Linked DNA regions of Homo sapiens: region 1 is linked to region 2. A link is a loop called in an ENCODE intact Hi-C map of the cell type or tissue named here. Cell type or tissue: endothelial cell of umbilical vein. All regions are shown on one strand. Links, peaks and the distances in the headings refer to the core of each region. The heading gives the core; the rest is flanking DNA.

Region 1 (17,107 bases), core at 4,648-12,647, 90 kb before region 2:
AGATGCTGTGCTTGGTTCTAGGAATAGAAAAATGAGCGAAGTTTTAAAACTTCATATTTTAAAGGGGAAACAAAACCAAGCAGATAATCACATTGTAATATGGTAAGTGCTATAACTGAATTATGAACCAAATACTATGGAGACAGAAATAAGGAAATGACTAGATTTAATTCTGTTTTTTGAAAGCATGCTTTATTCATCTTTGTACCATCTGTGGCTAGCACTGTGATTAGCCTACAGTGGGTAGACAATAGATATTGGTTAAATGAAGATTTTAAAGTGTCTCTTTTTCCCCCTTTTTCTCCCTTGTTTTTCAGAATGTAAGGTATGGAGAAACCCTCTAAATCTTTTCAGAGGAGCAGAATATAGGAGGTATTACATTTTGCTTTCAGTATAAGTAGGGCATTGGTTTTAGAGTAAAGGTATTTACAAAATCATTTGTCTTTATAAATATATCGCAGCTCTTCTAGTAGAAGATACTGGTCTATGATAAAGTAAAATGATTAGTCCACAGTTTATTTGGCAGCATCTTCACTGTGTTTACTTTTTTTTTTTAATTAAAATTTTTTAGAGATAGAGTCTTGCCCTGTCACTCAGGCTGGAGTGCAGTAGCACGATCATAGCTAGCTGCAGCCTTGAGCTCCTGGGCTCAAGGAATTCTCCTGCCTCAGCCTCCCAAGTAGCTGGGACTATAGGCACATGCCACCACATCCAGCTAATTTTTTTTTTTAAGTGAAAGCCAGTTTATTAAGAAAGGAAAGGAATAAAAGAATCGCTACTCCATAGGCAGAGACCACATCCAGCTAATTTTTTTAAATTTTTGGTAGAGGCCAGGTGCAGTGGCTCATGCCTGTAATCCCAGCACTTTGGGAGGCCAAGGTGGGCGGATCACTTGAAGTCAGGAGTTCAAGACCAGCCTGGCCAACATGGTGAAACCCCGTCTCTACTAAAACAAAAATTAGCTGGACGTGGAGGAAGACACCTGTAATCCCAGCTACTTGGGAGGCTGAGGCAGGAGAATCACTTGAACCCAGGAGGCAACGGTTGCAGTGAGCTGAGATGACGCCATTGCACTCCAGCCCAGGCGACAAGAGCAAAACTCCATCTCAAAAAAAAAAATTTTTGGTAGACAGGGGTCTTGCTATGTTGCCAAGGTTGGTCCCAAACTTCTGGGCCCAAGTAATACTCCTGCCTTGGCCTTCCAAATCACTGGAATTACAAGCATGAGCCACCACACATAGCCTGTGTTTAATTTGATAATCATAAGAAACATTACATCAAACTATATGTTTGTGATACGTATAAGTATATATTAGGCCCCTGGTTTATAATACATATAAGTATTTGTGATACGTATAAGTATACATTGTATACATTTAAGTATGTATTAGGCCCCTGGTTTATAAAAAGCCTTTTTCAAAGAATTTGTGACATTAAGAAAAAATTACCAGTGTCAGCATATTCCTGTGCATGAGTGCTAAATTTCAAAATTTGAGGATGCATTAGAAAATATCACTCTGAATGTAAATTGTGCAACAGTAGAGGGACTATATATTGACTTCATATTGCCGCTTCCTATTTTCACTACTGTGTCCATTTCTCTTCTGGTTTTTAACTCTAAATGAGAAAACATCTTTTGAAACTTATGAGCAAAGATACTTTACTTTTATTTTGAGGAGTGCTGCGTTTTACCCAGAAGTAGAATGGGGCATGTTATTTAACTTATTGAATAAGAAACATTATGTTTGTACCATGTACAGGCACTGTGCAAAATGATGGAGATACAAAAATGACTAAGCAATAACTCCTATGCTTAAAGACATGATAGTGTAAGATAGTGACATTCTGTGAAGTGAAAGCCAGGCTTTTATGAAAGATGCCATTAGCCTGTGTTAAGGGATACCTGTAAGAAACAGGTCCTTGTATCTCTTACTGTGTTTAATCAAAGTTTGAGGCTATTTGTTGTATTATGCAGTATCCATTTCCTGAAGATCTTGAAAAGAAGTGTGTGTGTGTGTGTGTGTGTGTGTGTGTGTGTATACACACACATCCACATATATATATATATATATATATATATATATATATATATTTTTTTTTTTTTTTGAGGCTGAGTCTCTCTCTGTCATCCAGGCTGGAGTGCAGTTGTATGATCTTGGTTCACTGCAATCTCCTCCTCCTGGGTTCAAGTGATTCTTCTGCCTCAGCCTCCCAAGTAGCTGGGATCACAGGCGGCCGCTACCACATGCGGCTAATTTTTGTATTTTTAGGAGAGACAGGGTTTTACTATATTGGCCAGGCTGGTCTCAAACTCCTCAAACCCCAAGTGATCCTCCTGCCTCAGCCTCCCAAAGTGCCAAGGATTAAGGCGTGCGTGAGCCACTGTGCCTGGCCTAGGATAAATTTATTAGTATCAGGAATCCTTATGCTTCTTTTGAATGATTATTTTCTCTTAATGTTAAAGTATAACTTTTGGGTATACATTTCATATGTTAGCTCCATTCCAGGCTTCATTTTGTGTCTCAATTCCCAATCCTTAATTTTCGTTTTACTGAGTCTTTTTTTTTTTTAGTTAAAAAATAGAGATAAGATCTCGCTATATTGCTCAAGCTAGTCTTGAGCTCTTGGGCTCAAGTGATCCTTCAGCTTCAGCCTCCCCAGTAGCTGGGATTACGGGTGCAAGCCACTGCACCTGGCTGAATTTTTTTTTTTTTTTTTCTGGTAAAGACAGGGCTCACTGGCTCACTATGTTGCCCAGGCTGGTCTCAAACTGCAGGTCTCAAGTCATTCACCAGCCTCAGCCTCCCAAAGTGCTGAGATTACAGGCATGAGCCACGGCACCCGGCCCAATTCAATTTTCAGAAGCAGTTGTTTATTGAATATTATTTTTCTATTTGGTCTTTGATGTTTTATTATCATACTTTAAGTAGTTTGTGAGGTTATCTTTTGTTTTACTGATTGTAAGATTTTAAAACATCCAAATGTGTAGCAGTACATTTTTGAATTTAAGTAGTGTCTGTTATAGCAGATAGATGCTCTCTCATGTTCAATTTAAATATTTTGTTGTGTTTTGGTAAAGATACACTTGGGTGACTGGTAAAGAGCCACTTACATACTATGACATGAACCTGTCAGCTCAGGACCATCAGACCTTTTTCACCTGTGACACAGATTTTTTACGTCCTTCAGACACAGGTATGTATCATATCTGTTCATAGTATAAACAGTGATCATGAAGATCATCTTAAAAGTTCTTTAGAGTTATTTATTATAATATACAGAGTTATTTAGTTATTTGGCTTGGAGTTGTTTATATTATTGATAACAAACTCAGATTAAATTATGACTATAAGCTAGGTTGATACACTGCTTTTCCTTATAAAGAATTTAAAATATTTCATATTTCTTTTACTACTTCAAAAACCTTTCAGATCAAATATAGCAACTACTTTTCCAGAAAACAGTGTACCCCATTTCTGTCTGGGAAATGAACACCTGCAATTATACATAAAATAGAAGAACAGGTCAATGTATAAACATTGGAGAATGGCATGTACAGAAAACTGGAGTCTATTTTGTTTTAGTCGTGAGTTAGAGATACATATAAAGTGGTAGAAGATCATAGAAATTTCTGTGTTTAGTTTTCTCTAAGTGCTTATCTATAGAAGAGAGTATTGAGACTCTTAATTTTATGGTTTAAAGACAGGGCTGATTGATTGATTGATTTCACTCTGTTGTCCAGGCTGGAGTGCAGTGGTGCAATCATAGCTCCAAGTAACCTCAAACTCATTACAAAGCATTAGGATTATAGGCATGAGCCACTGTGCCCTGGTCTGGGATCTTTATCACAATTTTTCTTCTACTTTGAATGCACTCACCCTCCTTATCTATCTGATGAGTTACTTTTTATCCTTCATTATCCAAATTGAAAGTCACATTTTCTAGAAAGCCCTCTCTGGGATTCCTTGTCATAGAATTAAACATTTTGTTTTCTGCAGTTCTATACTACTTTGTCTAAACCTCTATGAAGTAACTTTAGTTAATTTATTCAGCCACAAACATTTATTTGTTAATGTTATTATATTGCTTTCATGTTTGTCTTTGCTACTAGGGTATAAACTTTTGGACAGCAGGGACTATATTCTCTTCATCTTTGAATCTCTATTATCCAGCACATTGCCTGGCATAATGTAAATATTAATATTTATTCTTTGAGGAAAGTATGAATGGGCTGGGCGCGGTGGCTCACGCCTGTAATCCCAGCACTTTGGGAGGCCGAGGTGGATGGATCACCAGAGGTCAGGAGTTCGAGACCAGCCTGGTCAACATGGTAAAACCCCGTCTCTACAAAAATATAAAAATTAGCTGGGCATGATGGTGGGTGCCTGTAATCCCAGCTACTCGGGAGGCTGAGGTGGGAGAATCACTTGAATCCCGGAGGTGGAGTTTGCCGTGAGCTGAGATTGGGCCATTGCACTCTAGCCTAGGCGACAGAGTGAGACTGCATCTCAAAAAAAAAAAAGTATGAATGAATGAATGGCCTAGATGTCACAGATGTCTAAGCAATTTCACTAATAATAGCTAATACTTGCCTAGGCTTACTATGTGCCAGGCACTGTTCTGAGCAATTTATAGAAATTTAATCTTCCCAGTCACTTGATGAGATAGGTGGTATTATCAGCCCCATTTTAACAATAAAGAAACCGAAGCAAAGGGGGATCAAGTAATATGCCTTGAGTCACACAGCTAATATTGATAAAACCATGTTTCAAACTCAAGACTGGCTGTTAACCACTACACTATTACTGCTTCTACCCACCACAAAATCACTGAAGGGTCTGAAAAATAGCCAGTTTCCTGCATTAAAATGAGTTCATAGTGATTTATCTTTGCTAGATTAAATAGGTTAAGAGTGGATGATAGGAAACCCATGAATCTTTGGTATGATTACATAAAATGGTTTAATTGCAATAAAGGAGTAAAAAAAATAGATTTATGTTTATATGCTTAATGTTTATATTAATGGCAAAAGGATAGGTGTTGGGGAAATAACAGCAGCACAGTATCAGTACTGTATGTTAACTTTAAGGGTTGAGTGACTCTGGAAGTTAGGTCTCACCACCCTTTCTCTCACAGCCCCTCTCACAGAGTGACACTGAATTGCAAACGTCAGCAGGCTTTTAAAATAGCAATCATGGCTATCTACTGAAGTTGTGGTATTAAAACATTTTTATTTGAATATCTCCCAAAAGAATTTTGAAAAAGAATATGTCCCTTCACACATTTTTAAGTTGACATCATAAGGTTAAATAATCATAGAGAATGTAATTTTTGACATATTGCAAAATACAGACATTTAAAAATAATAGTATACCCTATATTTCAATCTATGTTATGAAATCAAATGATTTAATACCCACTACAATCCATTGAAAAATACATAAATAGGCCAAGGACAGTGGCTTATGCCTGTAATCCCAGCACTTTGAGAGGCCAAGGTAGGAGCATCCCATGAGTCTAGGAGTTTGTCAGCCTGGGCAACACAGTAAGACCCCATCCCTACAAAAAAAGTTTAAAATTCATCAGATGTGGTGGTACATGCCTGTAGTCCCAGCTACTTGAGAGGCTGAGGTGGGTGGATCTCTTGAGCCTAGAAGGTTGGGGCTGCAGTGAGCTATGATGGCACTGCTGCACTGCAGCCTGAGGGACAAAGACCCTATATCTAAAAAAACAACCAAGCAAGCAAAACAATACGTAAACAAATGCTCTTTTTTTTTTTTTTTTTTTTTTTTTTTCTTTTGAGACCAAGTTTTGCTTTTGTTGCCCAGGCTGGAGTGCAATGGTGCAATCTCGGCTCACCACAACCTCCACCTCCTGGGTTCAAGCAATTCTCCTGCCTCAGCCTCCTGAGTAGCTGGGATTACAGGCATGCACCACTATGCCCGGCTAATTTTGTATTTTTAGTAGAGACAGGGTTTCTCCATGTTGGTCAGGATGGTCTCGAACCCCAACCTCAGGTGATCCGCCCCCCCTTGGTCTTCCAAATTGCTAGGATTACAGGCGTGAGCGACCACGCCCAGCTTACCAAATGCCCTTTAACAGTAGTAAATGTTGTCTTTTTTCTTCTTGAACACATATCTGTTTTGCATTCCTATATAATTTTATTATCATTATTTCATGCTGTAGAGTCTGGTATCACACTTCCATCCTTTTCCACAATAAAACATTCTAATGTAATTTTTAAAAATTTAAATTGCATTTGACTGTAAGGTTCTAAGTGTTATGACATGCTTTAATTATATTTCTGTCAAATCCTTAGAGCTACATATTTAGCTCTTTAAACTTTGTGGAAGGTTCTGTATATAATCTAATTGACTGGGTGAGTTCTCATTGTCAGTTCTATCAACGAAATCATATTTACTTTCTGACAGAGCAGTCTGACTTCATTTTTCAATTTAAATAAACATATTAACATGCCTCCCCATGACAACCATCTGTCTTCTGAATTCAGATTCTAAGATAGAAAGATAGCTGTGTCTTGGAACTTTGCCTAGAACTTACCACTTGGCCGAAATTAGGCTTCACTACCTTTATTACTCCTTGCTAATGCCTGCTTTGCCTTGATGTGAGGGGACCTTCCCCTAGGAGCAATCCATTCTTTGATAGTAAGTAGGGAGGGGTGCTAATAGAACTGTTAAAAATTGTTATCATTCCCTTCTTCATTCTGTAATATACTTGAATACACGGCCAGAATACTTTCTTTCCAATGCCAAGCTTCACTGTTTAATAAATAAAAGGCAGCAATACTATTATAGGATGTCTTGATTAAACATGGTTGCCCCCAACCCAAACTTTGAATTGTCCCTTTGGCACCTGGAGATTTTTACACTATAGGGCAGTACATCTTGTAAGATTCAGGATGGGTAAGAAGTAAGCCCTTTTTTTTTTTTTTTTTTTCTGTAAAATAAGAGAAAGGAACATATCTTTGCAGTGAGCAGGTATAGGAATTGTGGTTAGGTAGGATAGGGAAACCAGAGAAACATTCTTTGGTAGATCAGTTATAGGAAAGAGTGATAAAGTTGAAGCTTTAGAAGTTGATTTTCTTAAAACCATGTATTCCATTTTGGTCCTTGCAAAGTTTTATGTACTTCTCTAGAGGTGTGTCTAACCCCAGCTAAAGGTTGAACTCAAGGAGGACAGAGTGTATCTGTGAATGATCTTCAGAAATGGACTGTTGATTCCATATTGATCTTTTCAGACCCTCACATAAAGGTCATGATTTATATCAGTAGTTTTATTTTCAGAAATACAAATGTGTATTTTTGTGATGTGGCAAATTTCTCTTGACTTACTGTCATCAGTAATAACTAAATTAGATTTTGTTCTTATTCTATTAATTTATCTAGGGCAGAGAACAAACTTATCCAGAAGGGCCCACCATTGTTTTTTGGATTTTTTTCTTCAGCATTTAAAAATCAGGAGATTTTACATTAAAATCTGAATTTATGCCTTTTGAAGTTTGAAAAATAGGGCAAAATTGAACTTGAATTTACACTTGACAGTAATAAGATGGAACTGAGTTGTGGCTCTCCCTTTGAGACAGTGAATGTGCTTTCAGTTCACTCATTTATGTTTAATGCCTGGCATTTGTAGGCATTTACATATTTATGACCCCTGACCTTATGATAACTGCTGATCTGTTTTGTGCTTGTTAGCTTATTAGAATGTTATTTAACTTGAAAAATAGATAAATTTGAGTGAATTGCTAATTGCTTGTTTTAATTATATTCAGCATATTAAGAGCCCTTAAAGAGGACAATTGAATACCAAATCAGCATTTTGTTTTAAATTACTCCTAAGCCTTATTTTAGAAAAAAATATATACATTTTTCCCCCATCAACTTTATTTCTCCTTTCTGCTTAGGCTTAGGACTGCTTTGGTTGTGAAGAATACTCTTGAAAGGCTAGGTAGAGCATTTGAAAACAAAAGAATAAGATAAAATATTTAAAGGTGAATTAGATGACCTCACTAGAAATTTAAAAAAACACAAATGAAAATAAGTTTCAGATGTTAAATTAGCAAAGATTGATAATACTGTGTTAAGGTGTTAAATTAGCAAAGACTGATTATACTGTGTTACACTGCCTGAAAAAGTATAAATTAATACAGTCTTATTGTGGAATTTGGGGGGTGTATATCTGGAGTCTTTTTTTTTCTCCTAACTCCCCAAACTTGTTACAGATCCAGAATCTTTTAAAATATACATATTTTAGTCAGCTGTTCTACTTCTAGAAAGGAAATATTTAATTAGATATGAAAACACATACTGAAAGATTGTTATCACAATGTTTTGTATTAGCAAAAAACTTAGTATGACTTAATTGTCCATCAAAAGGGAATTTGTTAGATAAATTAGGGTATGTATTTAATATACTAGAGTACCAAATAACAATTTAAAATGTTAATAAAGATTCAGTGTTAAAATTTGACCTGTAAATATCATATAACTCATAGAAGACAGCCTATCATCAAAAATTACAAGTCTAGTATTATGCATTATTTTAATGTAATATTTAGTGTTGCAGCAGAATGATGTTCTTTACCTGGCCAGTATCAGATGGGTGCTGACTTTCATCAGTTTGTCAAGTTCAGGAAGCGTTAGGTGGCAGCTAGCTGGTGACATGTTTGATATGAGAAATGTATTTTTGTTACACAAGTGGAATATATTGACTCCTTTTCTAAGCTGAGACTAATATTTTGTTTCCAAAGGAAAATTCAAACATTTTTCACATTATTCTTCCTGGACAGTTGCAGGTTTTGTTCCAAAAGCAACACTCATAGGTTCTCTATTTTTCTTATCAAACTTGAAATGGGCCAGTTTGTCTTCTGAGTCTACTTTATTTGTTTATTTAATTAAAGAAAACTTTACTTACTGTGAAGTCTTCATTTTGGTACAGTAAATTGGTAGCAAAATTAATATTCCAAAGAAATCCTAACTCAGGCCTTTGTTGAATCCTGATAGAGGCTGACATTTTCTAGAGGTACTATATTCTAAATTAATTCCTTTTTTTTTTTTGCCCTTTTACACAAAACGCAAGCCCGTACATTCTTCGTAGAGTGAATCATTCATTAGACAAAGACTTTGTTTTTAAGTTTTTGTATATTTTTATTTTTAGCAGTTCCATAAAACCTTTTCAGAATGATAAAAGTAGAACTGTAATATTTCATATTGATTATAATGTGATGTCACTTAAACTCAATGTTAACAAGCATTTAGATATATAAATGTTCATACATAATAATGATATAATTAACTTGTTTAGGTACCCTGTATATTGTTAAAATAAATCAGAGAAAGAATATATTTTTATTTTATGTGAAGCTTACAAATTTAATGTAAATTTCTCATAATAGATAATGTGAACTAATAACCTAGTTTCTTGTTTTGTATGTTTAAGAATATATTATTTAAAGCTTTGCTTACTCCACTACCTTATTCTTCATAATTTTGCAGATTATTTTTTTACCATCTCATCTATTTTATGGAATTTTTTTCTACAGTTATGCAGAAGGCTTGGAGGGAAAGAAATCCTCCAGCTCGAATCAAAGCAGCCTATCAAGCTTTAGAATTAAACAATGAGTAAGTTTGAAATATATGGAAAATAAATTTATTTTGAAGGAAACCAAGGCAAATGATTTTTATGTCTCCTTTGTCTGTTCCTAAGACACTTGGAGTCATTAGTCATTTCCTTTTTGCATGTTATAGATATTTAATAAAATTTTCAGTGTTTGCCAACATCTGTATTTTGCTTCTGAAATTGTAAATCTATATATGCTTTTGAATAGAAATTATGCTAGAAATACTTTTCAAAATGGAGAATGCTCATGGAGAATGGTGATAATACTTTATAGTTAAAAGGGTACTAACATACTAGGCCGGGTGTGGTGGCTCACACCTGTAATCCCAGCACTTTGGGAGGCCGAGGCAGGCGGATCATGAGGTCAGGAGATCGAGACCACCCTGGCTAACACGGTGAAACCCCGTCTCTACTAAACAATACAAAAAATTAGCCGGGCATGGGGGCGAGCGCCTGTAGTCCCAGCTACTCAGGAGGCTGAGGCAGGAGAATGGCATGAACCCGGGAGGTGGAGTTTGTAGTGAGCCAAGATCATGCCACTGCACTCCAGCTTGGGCGACAGAGCAAGACTCTGTCTCAAAAAAAAAAAAAAAAAAAGGGTACTAAAATACAAATGTATTTATGCACCTGTTTTAATTTTTTCGTTTAAAACATTCACTTAAAGCATTCAATCTTGAGTACTTTAGTTGCTAATGGACTTGAAGGCATGAGAAGGGGATTAAAAATAAGTAAAACATAGCTCTGTCAAGTTTATTTTTTTCCATGTTAGCAGCATTTTTTTATAGTTCTTTGTTTGAACTTTATATTTTGAAAAGGCAAAATGTAAAATCACAAGGCAACTTACTATTTACAAGGAACAGATCAATAAATACTAATCTAATGCAGACTAAATAAATACCAAGAGTGAAAATATGGTTCCAGTTGGGGTTTATCAAGGAATGCTTCCTGAATAATGTAAATTTAGAGTTGTTCCCTGAACCTTCTCCCCCAAGTATATACGCTATCCTTATTAAGAAGACCTTCCCACGGTGGAGCAAAAATGGCAGAGTAAAGAATGCCAAAATAATAAACTGGCAGAAACTGGCAGGATCAACTTTATTAAAACTCTGGAAACTAATGAAAAGTTTACAGTAACCTAGTGAATGCTTAATCAAGGGGAAAAACACCTAAATCTCTCTAAGAAAGCTTTGTAGTGCTTTATTTATCCTGGCCCCATCCCTCACTCCCTAGCTCAGTGGCAGTCTTGAAGACAACAGAGTACATTCCAGGTATAGGTTTCTAGTACCAGAGGAAGTGGAATGGACCTTATTTTCAAAGAACTGTGGTCGTTTGTTTTGACCTGTCTGTTGGCTTTCTGAAGGACTAGCTCAAAGGGCTTGCTTTATTTCAGCTTACTGAAAGAAGAGAGTTTTCAATTTCAAAACTCTCCCAGAATTGACATAACTACACTCTGGGTCATTTGTTAAAAACATTTAAAGGCAAATGCATTAGCTGCTGCTGCCTGGGGCAAGGGATAACAGGAAGGACAAACAATAGACAAACCAGAAAGCTTGTGAGCAAAGTCTCGGGAATTAGACACTTTGAGGAATAAAGGCTCTAAAAAGCTCCCACATGTTTCTGGGAATCAAGGCCCCACACACAGCCAGAGCTGGGCATATGCTCAGAAAAGACTTGAGAAAGTCCTAAGCTGTCAAGTCTGCCTAACCTTCATGTTCTGTACAAGTAGGAGGAGAAGGCTAAGGCAGAGTTGTAAACTGTTTGGCTGAATGTTGAAGGTGTGCCCTAGCACCCACACAGAGCCCATCTGCAAATACTTTTGCTTTTTGTGTTTTGTTTGGTTTTGTTCCCAGGTGTTTAAGGAAACCTCTATCAAATCACCAACTGACCACGAGGCTAAAATAGCACACACATCACTGGTCACACATGACAGATAATATAGATTTTATAAAATTGGTTCAGAAAAGTCACTAAACAAACAACTGCAAAAGCAGCAACAACAAATCCTAGGGAGTAGAGAAAATTATGTCTCTAGAGTTGCCAGAATATAATATTTAAAATTTCCAGTTTTCAACAAAAAATTACAAGGCATGCAAAGAAACAAGAAAACATGTCCCATACATAGGAAAGAAAAGAAATCAGGTTGGGTGTGGTAGCTTATACCTGTAGTCCCAGCACTTTGGGAGGCCAAGGCAGAAGGATCACTTGAGCTCAGGAGTTTGAGACCAGCCTAGGTAACATAAAGAGACCCTGTCTCAAAAAATAAATAAAAAGAAAAGAAATTAATAGAAACTGCCCCTGTGAAGCCTAGACTTTGGACTTAATAGACACAAAGTTTAAATCAACTGTTTTAAATATGATGAAGGAAGTAAAGGAACCCATGATAATGATATCTCACCATTACAGAATATCAGTAAAGAGGAAGAAATAATTAAAAGGAACTAAATAGAAATTCCAGAATTGAAAAGCATAACTAAAATGAAAAATTTACCATAGGGGTTCAGCAGCAAGCAGATTTGAGCAGACAGAAGCAAGAACCAGTGAGTTTCATTTAAGTCAATTGAGATTACCCAATTCAAGAAGCAGGAAAAAATTAAGGAGTAAAGAAATATGACCAGAGTCTGAGAGAACTGTAGGATGCTATCACGCATATCAATGTATGCATTATAGGAGTCCCAAAGAAGAGAGAGAAAAGGGCAGAAAGAATACTTGAAGAAATAATAGCTGAAAACAAAAGAGCACTCCAAATACAGCAGCATATTAAAAATGTTATACACCCTGACCAAGTGGCATTTATTCATGGATGCAAGAATGGTTCAACATACGAAAATCAGTCAATGTAGTACACTACATTAATAGAATGAAGAAAGAAACCACATGATTATCTCAACTGATGTAGAAAAAACATTTGACAGAGTTCCCCATCATGATAAATATATGGAAATCAATTAATGTAATACTCCACATTAGTAGACCAAAAGACAAGAACTACATGACCATCTCAGTTGATGAAGAAAAAGATCTGACAAAATCTAACACCATTTTATGATGAAAACATTAAAAAACTAGGAATGGAAGGAAACTTCCTCAAGAACGTCTGAAAAATCTACAGCTAAATACGTACTTACTGATGAAAGATTGAAAGGTTTCCCTCCACCATCAGAAAAAAGGCAGGATGTCTGCACTTGTACTTCTGTGTTACATGGCATACTGGAGGTTCTAGTCAGTGCAGTTTAGTCAAGAAAAATTTTACATGGCATCTAAATTGGAAAGGAAGAAATAAAACTATCTCCATTCACAGATGGCATGATCTTATTTGTAGAAAGTCTTAATCCACAAAGAAACTATTAGAGCTAATGAAAGTTTACAAAATTGTGAGAAACAAAATCAACATATGAAAATCAGTTGTATGTCTATATCCTAGCAATGAACAATCTGAAAAGGAAATTAAGAAAACAATTCCATTTACAAAAGCATCAGAAAGATTTAAATACTTAGGAATAAATTTAATCAAGGAGGTGCAAGACTTGGATGCTGAAAACTATAAAGCATAAGTTAAATAAATAAATCAAAAGACATCCCATGTTCATGGATTGGGAGACATTATTGTTAGAATGTCAGTACTCCCTAAATTGATCTACGGATTCAGTGCAATCCCTATAAAAATTTTAATTATCATTTCTGCAGAAATGGACAAGGCGATCCTATAATTCATACAGAACTGCAAGAGACCCTGAATACCAAAACAATCTTGAAATAGAAGCACAAAATTAGAAGACTCACACTACACAATTTAAAAACTTACCGCAAAGCTACAGTAGTTAAATTACAAGGATAGACACCTAGATCAATGGATTCAAATTGAGATTCCAGAAATAAACCCATATTATCTATGGTCAGTTGATGGTTTTGTTTTGTTTTGTTCTGAGACAGAGTTTCACTCTTTTTGCCCAGGCTGGAGTGCAATGGCACGATCTCGGCTCACTGCAACCTCCACCTCCTGGGTTCAAGTGATTCTTCTGCCTCAGCCTCCCAAGTAGCTGGGAATACAGGCACGTGCCACCATACCCGGCTAATTTTGTATTTTTAGAGTAGAGACAAGGTTTCACCATGTTGGCCAGGCTGGTCTTGAACTCCTGACATCAGGTGATCCACCCACCTCAGCCTCCCAAAGTGCTGAGATTACAGGTGTGAGCCACCACGCCTGGCCATGATTTTTGACAAGGGCGTCAAAACCATTCAGTGGAGGAAAGAATAGTCTTTTCAACAATGATGGTGGAAGAACTGAATAGCCACATACATAAAAGCATAAAGGTGGTCCCTTACCTCATACCATATATCCCAATTAATTTAAAAATCAATCAAGGACCTAAATGGAAGAGTTAAAACTACAGAACTCTTAGAAGAAAGCATAGGGACAAATCATCATCACCTTGAATTTAGCAGTGGTCTCATAAATTATAACACCAAAAGTACAAGCAGCAAAAGAAAAATCAGGTAAATGGACTTTATCAAAGTTAAAATATTTTATGCATCAGAGGACATTGTCAAGAGGCAGAAATAGATTTGGGATTGCCAGGGATTGAGGAGGCAAGGGAGATGGGGAGTGACTACTTAATAGGTATGAAGTTTCTTGTGGGGATGATGAAAATGTCCTGGAATTACATTGTGGCGATGGTTGCACAACTCTGTGAATATATTAAAAATTATTGAATTGTATACTTCAAAATGCTTTAAACTGTGAACCTTGTTATTTGAATTTTACCTCAATGTAAAAAACCAACATTCTTCAAAGTAAGATTAATTAGGTATTCACATAATGAATTTCCTGAATTAGTATCCATATAAAATACTTTTGAACAAATCCAAGAAAACTTTAAGGGGGAAAAAATCTTTTCACCATATATCCATACAGTCATTAAAAGTATATACATTCAAAATATAAGCATATAATTATGTTTATATTTTGATTTATACCCATCTAGGTCTTTTAAAAACTGTTTTTATTATGGTTATTTTAAAATATTTCAGTCGGTTTTTGGAATGGCAGTCAGGAAGCCTAGTGTTTTTGATTTTTGTTTTTGTTTAGAGACAGGGTCTTGCTCTGTTGCCCAGGCTGGAGTGCAGTGGTAGGATGATAGCTTCATTGTAACCTCAAACTCCTGGCCTTAAGCAATCCTCTTGCCTCAGCCTCCAAAGTAACTAGGACTACAGGTGCACACAACCACACCCAGCTAATTTTTAAATCTTTATTATTATTGTTTTATAGAGAGAGGGTCTCGTTGTGTTGCCCAGGCTAGTCTCGAACTACTGGCCTCAAGTGATCCTCCTGCCTTGGCCTCCCAAACTGCTGGGATTATAGCCATGAGCCACTGTGCCTGGGCAGGAAGGCCAGTGTTTAAAGCAGCAGTGTATCTAATGCTTCACAGGGATCTAGTGTAATGTAATGGAGAAATCTTTGTTGATTAGTGAAATTGTTATGTATTATAGGGTCTTCTTATTTGAAGGATGATGAAATGGTATGATTTGCATTTTCTATAACTGAAGAACGTTTTTGTCCCCACTTAACGATAGCTACCTGCCATCACTTTTGTTTAATGCTTGGTCTTGTACGTTTATCAATAATTTCTCTCCTCTTGCTGAGATAAGCACTAATTATTAGAAATATAATGCAAGCCACATATGTAACTTTAAATTTTCTAGTAGCCACATTTAAAAAGTAAAAAGAAATAGGTGAAATTAATCTGAATAATGTTTTATTTAGCTATATTCAAAATATTAATTTTTTTTTTTTTTTGAGACGGAGTCTCACTCTGTCACCCAGGCTGGAGTGCAGTGGTGCAATCTTGGCTCACTGCAAGCTCCGTCTCCCAGGTTCATGCCATTCTCCTGCCTCAGCCTCTCAAGTAGCTAGGACTACAGGCACCCGCCACTGCGCCCAGCTAATTTTTTGTATTTTTTTTAGTAGAGACAGGGTTTCACCGTGGTCTCGATCTCCTGACCTCGTGATCCGCCCGCCTCGGCCTCCCAAAGTGCTGGGATTACAGGCATGAGCCACCGCGCCCGGCCCAAAATATTAAACTATTTTAACATATAGTCAGTACTTTTCTAAAATCTGTTAATGAAGAACTTTACATTCTTCTAAGTCTTCAAAATTCGTTGTGCATTTTTACACTTGCATCACATCTCAATTCAGACGCATCACATTTCAAGTGCTCAATAACCACATGTGGCTAATGCCTAGAATACTGGACAGTGCCGTCTTAGATAATCACAACTAGGATATTGTCTGTAGAAGAGATGGATTTGTTATTTCTGGGAATGGAATAACAACATTTTGTTTCTCTTTGTGGCCCCAAAACAAGCATTAGTTTATTAGCCAGGTGTTGACTTAAAAGATACAAAGAAAAGCCTCTGTGTTTTAGTGGGGTGAAGAAAAGAAAACTTGGCATAAGCATAGTTTTGAGGAATGAGAATAGGAGTGTAGGAGGAAGGACCTGAATTCAGAACAAGGGAAGTTATACTGCATAATATTGTGGATAAGTCCATGTGTGGATGGGACAGCATGCAGAGGGGAGTACTCAGATTTGGGGAAAATGTCTAGTCCTGGACTATGTTTCTGAGTCAGATGTTAAAAGTGCCTAGTTGGCCAAGGGACTATCTTCCCAATCTTCACCCTCCCCATACCTGCCCCATGAAATGGATGTCATAAATTATATAGCGACTAAAAGCAGGTATGATCAACCGGGCATGGTGGCTCACGCCTGTAATCCCAGCACTTTGGAAAGCTGAGGCAGGTGGATCACCTGAGATCAGGAGTTCTAGACCAGCCTAGCCAACATGTTGAAACCCCATCTCTACTAAAAATACAAAAATTAGCCGGGCGTGGTGCTGCATGCCTGTAATCCCAGCTACTCGGGAGGCTGAGGCAGGAGAATTGCTTGAACCCAGGAGGCCCAGGTTTCAGTGAGCCAAGATTGGGCCATTGCACTCCAGCCTGGGTGACAAAAGCAAAATTCCATCTCAAAAAAAAAAGCAGGTATGACCAGTAGAGGGTATACAATTCAGATAATTCTTTATAAATCTTCTTTTCTCCCCCCTTTCACAAAAAGAAAACACAGGACAATGGGTCAGAGAATGAGATAGAAGTTTAAAAATTTTGTTTTTTTTTTTTAAAAAACAAAGAGAAGGGAAAGATAAGAAAGTGGAAGAATTGTGGAATCAGACATAAAGAATATACCAATGTGCCCCTATTAAGGTAAAATATTGAACGAAGGTTTTTTTTTTTCTAAAGATGGAAAAAGTGTAGGTAAGGAAATATGACATAGAGCAAAGGGACATAACCAAGAGAAAACACTTGCTTTACCATTTTATTTAAAATTGCCTTCTTGCTTTCTTCATAGCTGTGCCACTGCATATGTTCTACTGGCTGAGGAAGAAGCAACAACTATTGTAGATGCTGAAAGGTTAT
Region 2 (8,000 bases), core at 1-8,000:
TCCTGAGAGGGGCAGGTGGGAGAGGAATGAGCCCAGGCTCCTTCTTGGCTGGGCCTCTTTCCTTGGACCACTCTTTTACCTCCTCCCAACCCAGCCCCATCCCTACACAGGGCAGTCTTGGAGCTCCAGCAGCCTCTCCCAGACTCCCCTGTGTGTTTAGACCTGGGTGTGACTCTGGCCCTGTGTTTATTTCTACACAGGGCCTGGGGTTGGTGGAAAGCGCAGGGAGGGGGAAAGTTGGCTGAAGATGATCACATCAGCCCTAACCTAGAGTGGACTCGCCCACATGGGCCCCCAAATCACTTCTGAGGCCCCTTCTTTGGCCTGAGCTGTCTTTACAGTCAAGTGGGACTGTGTCTTGGCACAACACAGATGCTCAAGTATTAAAGCATGTTTTTGAGGCCCAGGCTTGGTGGCTTACGCCTGTAATCCCAGCACATTGGGAGGCCGAGTTGGGAGGATGGCTTGAGCACAGGAGTTAGAGACTAGCCTGGTCAATACGGTGAGACCCAAAAAATTTTTTAAATTAGCCAGGTGTGGTCATGCACACCTGTGGTCCCAGCTACTTGAGAGGCTGAGGCAACAGGATTGTTTACGCCCAGGAAGTCAAGGCTGCAGTGAGGCATGAATGCACCACTGCACCCAGCCTGGGCAACAGAGTGAGACCCTGTCTCAAAATAAATAAATAGAAATAAAAAAAATTTTAAAGCATGTTTCTGAGCTGAAGGGAGGGGTGAGGGGGGTACAGCCAGAAACATCAGCAGCTCTGAGAGGGAAGGAAGTGGGTGAGGGGACTAGACTTCTCTCTAAGGTTTACAAGTCACCTCTGCCCCCAGAGTGGACAACCTAGGATGAGGCTTGGCTCCTTCTGCTTCTTTGTCCCCTCTCCTCTGAGTCCCCAGTTCCCCGGGAGGAATCCCAGGCTGCAGGAGCCAGCTGACTGCAAGAGCTGCACTCAACCACTTAACTAGAGAACAAATATGGAGCCAGAGAAGAGGTTTTCTGGGATCTGCCTCTTTGGAGCTTCAAATCTCAAAATAAACTTCCAGTCTCAAGGTCCTAGACACTACTGGAGAGCTCAGCTCCTCACGCAAAGGCTTGTTGTGGGGCTGCCAGGCAGAGGGTCAAGGCCAGAGGCTCAAGCTAGCTCCTGACCTGCATCTTCATTTTATTCCACACTCTCACTCTCAGTTCTGGGAGCCAGAGGGAGGAGTCACTGATCTCAGAGTTAAGTTCTGGTCTGTAGAACCCTGCATGGAGTCAAGTCAGCACTTACTGAGCACCTGCTGTGTGCCCAACACTGGCCAGGGTATCCTAAATAACAAGGAGCAAAAGGCATTACTCCCAAGGCATTTTCATGGAAATATAATAAAACCGTCTGTGGGTGGCACACTAGGCTCTGCTGAAGTTCAAGGGTGCATGCTGCAGACATAGTGAACAGTATCAGTAGAGACCTGAGGAAGAATCCCAGGTCCCCTGAAAGCTGCCAGATTACCTGGGGCCTCCAGCAGGACAGCTTCCACCCAGCCAGCAGAGTCAGGTCCACCCTCTTCCCCATAGTGGCACTAGAGCCTCCTCCTGTCCTCTCAAAAGTGGGTGCCCAAAGAAGAAGGGTCCACTGTCACCCTTGATGTCACCTTATGCTCTGCTCTCTGGTGGGACAGAGTTAAGATTTCTTTTCACTCTGTTCTCAGCTATGCGTGGCTGAATGATTTTGAATTTTTGCTGGCCCTTGGATGGGAGGGGAGATGAGCTAAGGGGAGCTGGGGTGTGGGTAAACAGCTCTTACCCCACCCTGCTCTATCCTCCAGAAGGCTCCCCTTCCCTGGGCCCCTTTGGCGATGACCTTCTCTTTTTCCCGGTGGGTGGGAGGTGGTGTGGATGGTAATGAGCAGAGAGAAAGGCCAAGAAGGGGCTGGGGGGAGGTTTGGATGGGAGTCAAGGAATTCCTGAGCCTGCTGCTTGCACAAGGGGCCCTGAGACGCCTTTCCTGAGATTTCTTTGCAAACCGAGGCAGGTCTTATTTGAAATAGGGCCAGGTTCACACAGGTAACTAATGCCTCACCTCTTGCCCTGCCACCCCATGCAGGTGTCTGGGGAAGTAAAGGAAGCTTGGGAAGAACCCAGGAGCTGTTAAGGGGGGAAAAGAGTGGGGATCCACGCTTTGTACACAGCCTGGCCGGCCTCTCCTTGGTATTTATGAGCTCTTAGGCGAGGCGTGGAACGTGTCTCAAAGAGGCCAGACCAAAAGGGCTTTGGAGGGAAGGAGCATCCAGCTCCAAACCAGGAAAGGGGGCTTGATGGAGGAGAACCCCTTTCCTCCCAGCTAGTGGCTAAACAGGGGCACAAACTGCTCCCCTGAGGACTAGGAAGAAAGGAAGAGAGGGATGTAAAGGAGAAGGGGAAGGAGGAGAGGAGGCGTGGGGAGGTGAGACGATGGGGGCAGGGAATGGGGGTGTCTGGAGCCTTTTGGCACTTTGGCTGTAATCAGACTGGAGCCAGGCAGTGGGCGGGCTGACGGCCATTCCGGGCGGGTGGCCCAGGTTCTGTGTGAGGCCAGTGGGTGTGCTGCTGGGATCCTGGGTGGTCAACTGACCAGCCTCTCCCCAAGGGAGGGTTCCCAGTCTGCCTGTATCACACAGGCTAAGCACTAAGCCCTCTTTCTCTCCCTACCACCTGTTCTGGGCCCTAGAATGATCTGGAAGTGAGAGTTGTTTCCAATGGACAAATATCTGCAGAGGGCATGGCCTGCCTCCCTCCCACTCTGCCTTCCTCAGTTCACGCTGCCTCTTGTTCTCATACTCTCCCCATGTCTCTTCTCTGAGTCTCCATCTCCCTGGGTCTCTCTCTGGCTCTTGTTTCTGTCATTCTCTGTCTATTTGCATCTGTCTCTTGTGTTTATCTCCCTGTCTTCATTTGTCTCTCTATGTGTCTAAGTTGGCCTGCCTCCCCCTCCCTGTCTGAATGTCTCTGTCCTTCTCTTTCTGAATCCCTGTCTCTTGCCTGTCTCCCTGTCAGATTGTGTCACTCCCTGTCTCTCCGTGTGTATCTCTCTGTATGAATCTGTATGACCGTTTGTCTTGCTCTTTCTTCACTCTCTCCATCTGTCTCTCCATGTTGTTTCTGACTCTCTGTGGCTTTCTCCGTCTCTCTGTGCATGTGGGTGTGTGCGCACCTCTATTTTCCTTGGTGTGTATGTTTGCTTCTGTCTTCGTCTCTCTCTTTCTCTTGCCCTCTCTCTGTCTCATACCTCTCCCTTGCAGCTCCTGCAACACAGTGCAGGGAGCACTGGACCAGTAAAAAGTCAGAAAACCTGAGGGTTTTTTCCCCCAACTCAGCCATGCACTATTGGCATGACTCTGTAAATCACTTTCCCACTTCAGGCCTCAGTTTCCCCACTGGTGAAACAAGTAGGGTAGAGATCTAGTTCCTTCTGTGGGACCGACCGTCTTTCTGCTTCCTAAATCTGACCCTGAAGTCAGGACTGCAGTATCCCAGGGACTCCAGTGGAGTGGGGTCTCTGGTACTGTTAGCCAGCAGGCCCCCAAAGAAAGACTCCTCACTCCTTCACATCCTTACATATCAGGGTGGACAAGGTCCCTTTCTGGGGCCATGTCTGGGATACAAACCAGATTAGCTCATCTCTCTAATCCTCTTTGTGCTGGGGCCTCTGCCAGGCAGGGACACCCACAGCGCAGAGCAATGGTGTGTGTGTGAGTGTGTGTGCAGATTCTTGGAGAAGGCAGGACACTCAAAGTTCTCCTCCCTTTGTCACTCCCTCCTGCCTGAAAAGCTCAAATCAGCAGCCCTCACTGTGTAAGAAACATCATCAGACTTGAGCCAAGTCAGGTTTTCCATAATCCCTGTCCGCAATCCCCTCTCCCCCAATTTCCTTCTCTATAGCCTCTCTAAAACTGCACCAGTCATTTCAGCCGTCCTCCTGTTCCTGAAAAACCCAGAACCCACCCCCTCCTCCTCTCCTAACCCCTGTGTTATGTGTGTGTACTCTCCTCCAGTCATCACAGGAGAAGGGTCTTTCCATGAAAAGCCGGAGGGTGAGGCTGGGGACCGTGGACACGCAGGGTCGGGGGAGGGCGGGGAAAGCAGGCTGTCCTTGGGCTTCACACCCCCAAGTCCGAGGCCTCCAGCCCTTCTCTGAGGTTTCCTTTGGAGAGGTCTCTCTTGCCTGATAAGATCAAAGCATTCCCTCTGCCAAATCATTACCTTATTTTCGAGGCAATTAGAGAACTTATTGTATCATTTAGCCGGGTCTCCAGCTTTAGCTGTTTATCGCTGCTTGTCTCTGTCTTGCAGAGGAAAGGATCTGCCCGGCGCAGCCCTCCGGGCCAGAGAGGGGAGAGCGGGGTGCAGGGCAGGGCTCTGGCGGGCCCCAGGGCCGCGGCCCGGGGAGCTGTCCGGATGCTTTCAGCAGGGACGGGCAGCTGGAGGGCACGGGGACGCGCTCCTGAGAGGAGAGCCCGGTGGCTCCTCCCGGCGTCCGCCACGGCCGCAGGATCGCTCTCTCCCGCGGGCGCAGCACCTGCGCGCCGGAGTAGCCCGGGAGAGCGAGCCGCAGAGTGAGGGGAGACCGCTCAGGCCAGGCCTGGCCAGGGCCCCAGCCCCGGAGGAGAACGCTGAGCTTTAGCCAAGATTCCGGGCGCTTTCCGACTCGCGGGTGGGCGACTCGCCCTGTGAACCGGGCGCCGCGCCGTGGCGTTCGCGGGAAAGGCATGGCAGCCTGAGCTTCGTCTTCTTGGGGATCCCCGCGTTTCTGCCCGAAGAAAACCTTAGGAGCGGGCGTGGCACGGAGAAGTGGGTGTTCCCAAGGGCAGGCGAGTGTGGCCTACTTTGCTTCTGTCCAGACCACAACTCCTACCTGCAGACGAAGCGCGCACACACACCGGGGATTCGGGTCAGCCAGAGGATCCCTAGAGCGGTGGTTCTCAAACATTTTGGTCTCAGGACCTCTTTACACTCACAAATTATCAAGGACCCCAAAGAGCTTTTGTTTATGTGGGTAATAGCTATCCATATTAAAAATTAACATAAACTCAGGAGCCAACTGAAAAGTTCCCAGTGGCCAAAGCTGGACAATTTGGGCAACAAAACAAAACAGTTTTCGATTGTAACCCAAAGCATAAAATTAAATACCCATGAGTCCATGCTGATACAAATAAATGATTGAATGAATAAATAAATGGAGGAGAAGAGACAAATTTCCTATACAGAATCCCAAATAATGTATGTGGGTATTCTGCCCTGAAGGAGGTGACATACAACTCCCTACTACTTAAGTGTGGGCTATGCATCGTGACCTTTTTCCAAGAGTATTGTACAGACAGGGAGTGTGGAGGGGAAAAGCAACTTCACAGTGGAGAAAGCTGACAAATACAACCTCACTGGGTGATCAAGGTCAACATACCAGTGTCAGGTTGATAGTATGTACTCTTGATATGATGCGATAAAACAACACTTTCCCTCTGTGGTCCTCCTCCCCATTACCCCGGTCTAATCAAGAAAAAAACACCTGGTAAATTCCACCAGGGGGACATTCTACAAAATACCTGACTAGTACTCCTTAAAACTGTCAAGGTCATGAAAAACAAGGAAAGTCTGAGCAACTGTCACAGCCAAGAGGCGCCTAAGGAGACACGACAAGTAAATGTAATATTATAACTTGGATAGGATCCTGGAAAAGGAAGAGGACACTGGGGAAAAACTGAGGCGTTCTGAACAAAGTATGGACTTTAATTAATAATAATATATTAGTATTGGTCCACTGTTGTGACAACTGTACCATACATTTGTAGTGTAAGAAAGATGTTTGTAATCGGGAAAACTGGGATATATGGGCACTTTGTACTATCTTTGCAATTTTTCTGTAAATCTAAAAACTGCTCTAAAATATAAGATTTTAATTTATTTTTATTTTTTGAGACAGGGCCTTGCTCTCTTGCCCAAGCTGGAGTGTAGTGGCACGATCATGGCTTGCCCTGAACTCCTGGGCTCAAGCCATCTTCCCTCCTCAGTCTCCCGATTAGCTGGGACTACAGGTATGCACCACCATGCCTAAATAATTAAAAAAAATTTTTTTTAGTGACGGGGTCTCACTATGTTGCCCAGGCTGGTCTTGAACTCCTGGGCTAAAGCAATCCTCCTGCCTCAACCTCCCAAAGTTCTGGGATTATAGGCATGAGCTACTGCACCTGGCCTAAAATGTATTTTATCAGATCAAAATGGAAACATTTAAAAATATTTATTTTAATTTTTTTATTATTAGCGATAATAACCCCAATACTTGTTAATATTAATACCATATTTTTATGGGAAAATACCTATAATTTCCAAAACAAAAAGCATGAAAAGAGTGGCATTATTTAACATTTTTGCAAATACTCTATCTTTAATGTCCGGCTTAATAGCAGAATTCTCTTATGTGCTTCTACATTCAGTCTGGTGTGATAATGTAGCCTCTGGAAAGCTCCATTGTACATTCATGACAGAACGAGGGAAACATGAACAAATAACAGCTTAGTATTACTATGAACCTCTTGGAGAGTCACTACCTTAGCAATCTTATCCGTTACTGTGATTTGAGATCCTCAGTTCAAAGTTCCTAACTTTGACATCACTTTTGAGTTCTCTGATTATGCCTGTCGTCATACCCTCGCTTTTTTCCCAACCATCTACCCTTTTAAGACTCCCTGGTTCATGTCAACATGACCATCGTGCCTCTGCTCATAGCAGCTTTGTGGAATTAATGATCAAGACACTGTACTCCCCACTGTGCACAATTATTTAGCAATGAGACAGTTACTCCTGTCATTTCTCCTGAACATACTGAGAAGTGTTACAACTCCTAGAATAGTGAACAATATATGATTGTTGGATGATTAGAAACAATTCTGGAGTCTGAGTTATTTTTCTTTCTGATGAAATACCTTCACCCCTGCATAGCAACCTGAGTTTCCACCATGCAATGATAACACTCTGATTTAGTAAGTTTGACATTAAATATGTTAGCTATAGGGTTTTTGTACCTGTTTTTTAATCAAATTGAGGAAGTTTACCTCTATTCCTAGTTGATGAGAGTTTAATGAATGGGTGTGGGGTTTTGTTGTATGCTTTTTCTGCATTTATTGATATGATCATGTGATTTTTCCTTTTTAGACTGTTAATGTGACAGGTTATATTAATTGATTTTCAAATGTTGAATCAGCCTTGCATATCTGGGATAAATCCCAGATGGTGCCTAATTCTTTTTATACATTATTGGACTTGATTTGCTAATATTTTGTGGATTTTTGCATCTGTGTTCATGAGAGATATTAGTCTGAGTTTTCATATAATGTCTTTGTCTGGTTTTGGTATTAGAGTAATGCTGGACTTATAGAATAAGTTAGGAAGTATGTCCTCTGCTTCTGTCTTCTGGAAGAGATTGTGGAGAATTGCATTGTTTTGGTCTTAGTGGAAGTGGCTTTTTTTTTTTTTTTTTTGAGACAGTCTTGCTCTGTCGCCCAGGCTGGAGTGCAGTGGCGTGATCTTGGCTCACTGCAACCTCCACCTCCTGGGTTCAAGCCATTCTCCTGCCTCAGCCTCCTTAGTAACTGGGATTACAGGCGCACGCCACCACGACCGGCTAATTTTTGTATTTTTAGTAGAGATGGGGTTTCACCATGTTGGTCAGGCTAGTCTCAAACTCTTCACCTCGTGATCCACCTGCCTCGGCCTCCCAAAGTGCTGGAATTACAGGCGTGAGCCACCGCGCCCAGCTGGAAGCAGCTTTGAAATTGGGTAATGGATAGAGGCTGGAACGGTTTTGAAGTGAATGATGGAAAAACTTACATTGGTGTGAATGGAGTATTAAGGGTGATTCTACTACACTAAAGGATCAGAAAAGAAGAGCTATATAGGGAAAGCTTCTCTCTTAATGATTACCTAAGTGATCATGACCAGAATGCTGGTAAAAATATGGACAGTGAAGACTATTCTGATGAGGC

The links. Hi-C counts contacts between places; a loop is a spot of excess contacts. Peaks named below come from ENCODE experiments on the same cell type or tissue, not always from the same donor. Only the 100,000 strongest peaks of a DNase experiment are listed, where the experiment ranks them.
Region 1: it touches region 2 in a loop (2.5-fold over the local background); 3 of 110 quality-filtered maps call a loop at or near these places.

The regions. Positions count from the first base shown.
Region 1 is chr1:112,584,059-112,601,165 of GRCh38, reverse strand. It overlaps ST7L (suppression of tumorigenicity 7 like), which reads left to right. Exons shown (of 15, transcript NM_017744.5): 4 at 318-372; 5 at 3,080-3,195; 6 at 9,563-9,641; 7 at 17,040-17,107. Among named protein-coding and RNA genes, the nearest start is that of ST7L, 27 kb to the left of the region's middle. In endothelial cell of umbilical vein, for the core only: no CTCF peak of the experiment used is centred there; no DNase peak of the experiment used is centred there; H3K27ac peaks cover 720 bases.
Region 2 is chr1:112,498,700-112,506,699 of GRCh38, reverse strand. It overlaps a transcript of WNT2B not described here. Among named protein-coding and RNA genes, the nearest start is that of WNT2B, 6.3 kb to the left of the region's middle. RefSeq lists a silencer at 4,334-4,423. In endothelial cell of umbilical vein, for the core only: a CTCF peak has its summit at 4,693; a DNase peak (open chromatin) is centred at 4,699; H3K4me3 peaks cover 696 bases.